Linked DNA regions of Mus musculus: region 1 is linked to region 2. The links are chromatin loops, found by intact Hi-C in ENCODE. Cell type or tissue: heart. All regions are shown on one strand. Links, peaks and the distances in the headings refer to the core of each region. The heading gives the core; the rest is flanking DNA. Region 1 overlaps Asap2 (ArfGAP with SH3 domain, ankyrin repeat and PH domain 2). Region 2 holds the start of Ywhaq (tyrosine 3-monooxygenase/tryptophan 5-monooxygenase activation protein theta).

Region 1 (2,801 bases), core at 206-2,705, 260 kb before region 2:
TCTGTTACAAGATTCGATGGCCCCAGGAAGTCTTATGTTTCTGAAAGCAAGGTCTCTTTCACAGTAACCTCAGGCCTTGATAAGAGCAGCTTGTCTACCCAGTGAGCGTTACAGAGTAACCGCAGTAACCCCCAAATTAAGCACCTCTTTTCTTTCTTTTTTGTTTTTCACGGTTCGTTGTTCCCGGACATTTTAACAGCAGTTTTCTGTGGACAAACTAAGGAAACAGCACTATATAAGAACAGGCTGAGAGGATATGACAGAGTATGGGGACGAGAAAGAAGAATGCAGAGAGCCACTGTAGCTTATCCTCACCTCTGTGGTCTTAGGAAAGGCAAGGTATGTCTGAGCCTCATATGACTGTGTTAGCCACTGCCCCAGCTGTCACGTCAAAGCCCTCTGTATTGCAAGTGACCTGCAGACAGAAGGTTGCTGCCACTCACCGTGTGCTGTAGGTGCTGGGGCCCTGACCTTCAGGCAAGTGGAACTCCCATAGACATTCTGTCTATCCAAGCCAGGGAAATGCAGCAAGTGTTCTAGTTTTAAAAAGTGCTTTCTGCTAGTATTGACTTTAGTTCTGCAGTCCCTTGTTTATGGAAGTAATAACTACTCAGTGATTTTTTTTTTGAAAAAGCTCTCCCCCCCTCCAGGAAAAACAACTCATTCCATCAACTATTTGAACATAATTTTAATATTTCCTCCATGTGCGCATCACAATGTATATGTGCAGGTCAAAGGAAAACTTAGGGAGTCAGTTCTCTCTGTCTACCGTATGGGTTCTGGGCGTTGAATTCTGACTGATTGCAGGTGCCTTTACTCACTGAGCTATCCAGCCAGCCCAAGTTGTCTGTCTTGAAGGCATCAAAGCTCTCTCTCATGTTGCCTGAGGTGGAGTGAGTTCTGGTTTTACAACTGGCAGCATACTGGTTTGAGAAATACTTTAACCCGTGTCTGTCTGTCTGTCTATTCTTCCGTGTTGGTTCCTCGCCCGCTCTCCTGTAAGCCCATCAAAGAAGACCCAGCTCATTGTGTTTATCCTCCATGCATTTGGCCTTTGGAGTTGGTACATCATTGTTCATTGTGCGTCTCACTGTGAGCTGGGGTTTGCCTGTCCTTGAGTTTGTATTGACCATGGGGCCCATGCTTTGGGATGGTGCTTGCAATGCATGAGGTGGGCAGGCATTGTGTCCTGTAGCCTGTCAGGGACCCTAGGCCCTTTTCTCTGTCATCAGTTTTCACAGATGTTCCTGTGGGCACGAGGGAGTCTGGTTGTGCCATTTTGTGTGTAGATGGCTCAGCCAAGGCTTCTCACTTTCCCTTTTCCCTGCGATTTCCAGGCTTTTTTTTTTTTTTTCTTCCTCTGGACTGAAAACAAAAAGGCAGGATAACTATTGGCCAGAGCCCTTCCTTGAGGAGGGACTGGCTTCCTCCAGTGAGGAAAATAAACTTCCCTGCTGCTGACCCTTGCAGTACAGCCAGGAGCTGCCTCTGCCCTTTGCTGCACTTCCTGTCCCTTTCTCAGTGACAGGGACCCAGCCCAGCCTTACCTCATCCCGATCCTGCTTGCCTGCTTTCCTGCTGCATCCGGCTCCTACTCACCTAGCTTTGGCCACATTTCTCTTCTGTGTATGGCCCCCACTCATCCTCTGTGCTGCGAACTTAGGGGTGGGGGTGGGGGTGTTATCTGAAGGCTTGGTGGCTTTGGTCAAAAGCGTCAATAAAAAAATAAATGAACAGGTGACTAGAGAGATGGCTCAGCTATTCAAAACATTTGTTGCTCTTATAGAGGTCAAGGGTTTGGTTCTCAGTACCCCCCTGGCCGCTCACAACTGTCTCACAGATGATCTGACTCTCCTGTTCTCTATAGGTGGTTGTACATGAAGTGCATAGAAATACATGCAGGCAAAACACTCATATACATAATCAAAAAGTAAATCTTTTTTTTTTTGTTTTGTTTTTCGAGATAGGGTTTCTCTTTGTAGTCCTGGCTGTCCTGGAATTCATTTTGTAGCCCAGGCTGGCCCCAGACTCACAAAGTTCCACCTGCCTCTACCTCCCAAGCGCTGGAATTCAAGGCGTGTGTTGCCAGCATCTGGAAATAAATCTTAAGAAAACAGTTAACAGGAGCTTCTGCATCTCTTGGGGCCCCTAAGCTCTGCCCTAAGCTCTGCCCACACCTTGCTTCCTGTGGCTCTCAGGCCCCTTGCTGGTGACCAGGCTAAGGTTGGATGTGTGCCACCAGTGTGGCTCCCCTCTGGTGTAGGATGGTGGAATGTGGTCTTTGACTGTTTTAGCAGCACTGTCTCATCACCTGAAAGCATTTGAGACCCAACAGTGAAGCAGGCTTTGTTTTGAGTAGCCGGGGGCTGGACCATTCTGTCTTTATCTTATAACTTCTTATGATGACCATGGAGGGACTTGTATTGTCCCAGAGCTAAATGGACCAGAATATGAGTCCTAGGTTTATATCTAGGAATCGTCCCTTGGTGTCCACCTATACCCTTCCCCAGGGGATCCTAATTATACAACACGGGCCTAGGTAGGCTCACCTCCCTTTTAACCAACCACTGTCCAGTAGCCTTGCTGCTTTGCTTTGTTTTCAGGGATGGGGCAGGGTGGGGTGGTCCTTGTCTTAATCAGGACACGTTGTCGCTCTCCAGCAATTCCATTTCAAGCAGATGCTGCTGTCCTATTTTAGGAATATGGTGAGTGTGGTCAGGAGATTAAATAATTGTCATGTGGAGATGTAGGAATGGAAGTACCAGTGGCTCTCGCAGGAAGTCTGGGTCGATGAAGAGAAC
Region 2 (2,801 bases), core at 42-2,541:
CCACACCTCTTTAGCAAGGAAAGGCTCAACATATTCTTACATGAAAAATAAAACATGTCTAGATTTTTCACTCCTAAATCTTGGGGGGCTGGGGAAATTCTAGCATCTCTATGGTAAAAGTCCCCATGCCTTCTACGACATGAAAGAACTTACAGATCTCAGGACCACTCTCCTGGCACAAGGTTAAATAGGTCTTTTTCAGTCTTGTGCAAGCCTACGCGGCTACTCCCCCCAAGTTTTTGTACCCCAGAGCTTGGGAAAAAAAGAGTTACCCACCCCCGAGAAAGCTCTGAAACAGGTAAGAAGGAAGCCTGGGGCTCAAATCACAAACTCTCTATCCCACAGGTTTCTCCCCATCGGGAACACCACACAAAAGGGGTGTCGCTCCCGCCGCCCTACTCCCTCACTAATGCCGGCGCCAACTCACCAGGACCGTGGTGCAGATGGACCTCAGCTCCGACTCCACTTTCTCCCGATAGTCCTTGATCAGCTGCAACTTCTTGTCAGAGGTGTCGGTCTTCTGCTCAATGCTCGAGATGACCCTCCAGGCGGACCTGCGGCCCCCTACCACGTTTTTGTAGGCCACCGACAGCAGGTTGCGCTCCTCGTTGGACAGCTCGGCGCCCTGCTCCGTCACGGCTTTCATGCAGGTGGCCATGTCGTCGTAGCGCTCGGCCTGCTCGGCCAGCTTGGCCTTCTGGATCAGCTCGGTCTTCTCCATGGCGAGCGAGGGCGAGCGCCGAGCCGGATCCGGAGTCCTCCTGAGAGCCGCGAGGGGCGGGGCGGGGCGGCGCCGGCGAGGACAAAAAGGAGCGAGGAGAGAGCGCGTCAGACAATGCAGCCGGACGCCCGCTTTGTCTCAGCGCACGAGGCGGCGCGTCCTCCGGCCTCTCACGGGGCCGCCGCCTTCCGCCCGCGCCCTCCGGCCCGCCCGCCGCGCCTCCCCAAGGCCGGAGCGCGGGCCCCACCCGGCCCAAGATGGAAGCGGCCGTTGGTGCCGCACCTTCCCGTCCCAGCCCGAACCTCAGGCGCGCGGTAGCCTAGCAGATATGAGGACCGTGCTCCGCCAACCCGGCCTCGGTACCTCGCGGCGGCTGTTGCAGCCGCAGTCCCAGAGCTGTGTCCGCACTCACCTTCTAGTCTCCGCAGCCGCGACGCGAGTCCCACCACTTTGATCTGCTTTGGGCTTTAGCCGAGGACCCTCCCGTCTCAGCCTAGCACGGAGCCGACGAGCTCGCCACCGACCAATAGAACGCTGCACCTCCCCAAGGAGTCCCGCCTCTAGCTTCTCCTCTGTCCAATGAGGGGCGAGCGCGCGGAAGGGGGCCCAGGGGGCGGGGCGGGAAGCGAAGCGGAGGCTCCGAGGGTGGGTCGGCTCGGGTAGGTTCGGTTGGCCCGCAGGCTGCGGCTTCGGCCACGGGGTTTCCTCCAATTAGATCCAGGGTGAATGGACGTCACTGTTGCCATGGCGATGCTTTTCCAACTCCCCTCATCCTCCCCGCCAGCCCGGCACTCCTGGGTGCGGCACGGGACCGGAGGTGCTTTCGACCTCCGAGGCTGCGACCGCGTGTCCTGTAGCAGCAACCACTGCAGATGGGGCGTTGCAGCTCTCGAGCTGCTGCGGCTGCAGCTGGACTTGGCAGGGGTGAGATAATTAGCCCTTTTGATGCACAAGCGCCTTCCTTTCTTCTACCTTCCTGTTCTTGACAAAGGTTTGTATCCCCAAGACATTAAAATGCAACCCTTACAATTTTCCTGTTTCGGCTACAAATTAGAAATATCCTGATCCCCATTAAAAAAGGATTCGTTCCCAGAGAAAGTGGCTTAATTCAAGTTTTCACACAGGCACCCGAAAGCCAGCAATTCCCTTATGGAAAGGTAGATTCAGGAGATCTGGGCAGGACTGCGTGGCAGCGTCAGGTAAGCATTTCTTTAAAACGGGGAAATGACATTAAGCACGATTTGAACAAACACAGCTGTGACTACCCGATCCCCGGAAGCATATTTCTTAAACATTTCTTTACTACTTTTCCACATTAATGTCTAAGTACACCCTGCCCCGAACACACACACCTTTGTACTCTGTAAAGCATGTATGCATGCTTTTGTTTTTTGTGTGTGATGGGTTTTTTTTCTCCTGATATATTTGTGAAGATCTCATGTTTTTCTCTGCACAATAAACACCCTTCTGAAATGAGAGCATTTGCCCCAGATGCCATGTATTCAGGGTCACAGCTAACATTTTTCTCCTTTAAATAGGCTCCCTTATTTCCTAGCCCTCAATCCAATTCCTAGTGAGGTGGCTGTCCTACCGGACTCAAAGAATGAAACTGCCACCTGGGCTCTGAAGAGATGCCAGTTCCAGTAGTTCCTCAAGGGTTCAAAGAACTTCAGTGACTGCCACAGGCAAAGTGGATTCAAATGCTAAACGGAACCAAGCAGACCGAAGACTGCAGAAAGGAAGGTCTGACACTGAGCACAGATGGGGGGGGGGGGGGGAAGAGACGAAGCTTCCAGAAATTCAGATCTCCTCCCAGCTGCCCCTCCCTACCCAACTTGTAAAGGTTGCTTTGTGCTTTGACCAGGAGAGGCCTGGTTGGAAAGTGACTCTACTCTGTCTTAATACAGAAACGCCTTACTATGCTCCAGTGCAGCGGCGGACGGCCCGGTGTTATTTCTGGAATCCCCAAGGCCAGGCTGCAAGACACACGAGCGTTTATGTTCCTGTGGGTTGGGGTGGAGCTGGACACACAGAAATCCCAACGGATAAAATGCCTTCTGTATAAGCAGTGGATTTCAAG

What was found. Peaks named below come from ENCODE experiments on the same cell type or tissue, not always from the same donor. Only the 100,000 strongest peaks of a DNase experiment are listed, where the experiment ranks them.
Region 1: it touches region 2 in a loop (1.8-fold over the local background); 1 of 42 quality-filtered maps calls a loop at or near these places.

The regions. Positions count from the first base shown.
Region 1 is chr12:21,153,789-21,156,589 of GRCm38, forward strand. The region is part of intron 1 of Asap2 (ArfGAP with SH3 domain, ankyrin repeat and PH domain 2); the gene reads left to right. Among named protein-coding and RNA genes, the nearest start is that of Asap2, 43 kb to the left of the region's middle. In heart, for the core only: no CTCF peak of the experiment used is centred there; a DNase peak (open chromatin) is centred at 1,513; H3K27ac peaks cover 328 bases.
Region 2 is chr12:21,416,371-21,419,171 of GRCm38, forward strand. It overlaps Ywhaq (tyrosine 3-monooxygenase/tryptophan 5-monooxygenase activation protein theta), which reads right to left and starts at 1,066. Exons shown (of 5, transcript NM_011739.3): 1 at 428-1,066. The coding sequence starts at 721. Gm4419 (predicted gene 4419) reads left to right here and starts at 1,512. Exons shown (of 4, transcript NR_166748.1): 1 at 1,512-1,712; 2 at 1,846-1,920; 3 at 2,260-2,464. In heart, for the core only: no CTCF peak of the experiment used is centred there; DNase peaks (open chromatin) are centred at 391 and 1,261; H3K4me3 peaks cover 2,500 bases; H3K27ac peaks cover 2,421 bases.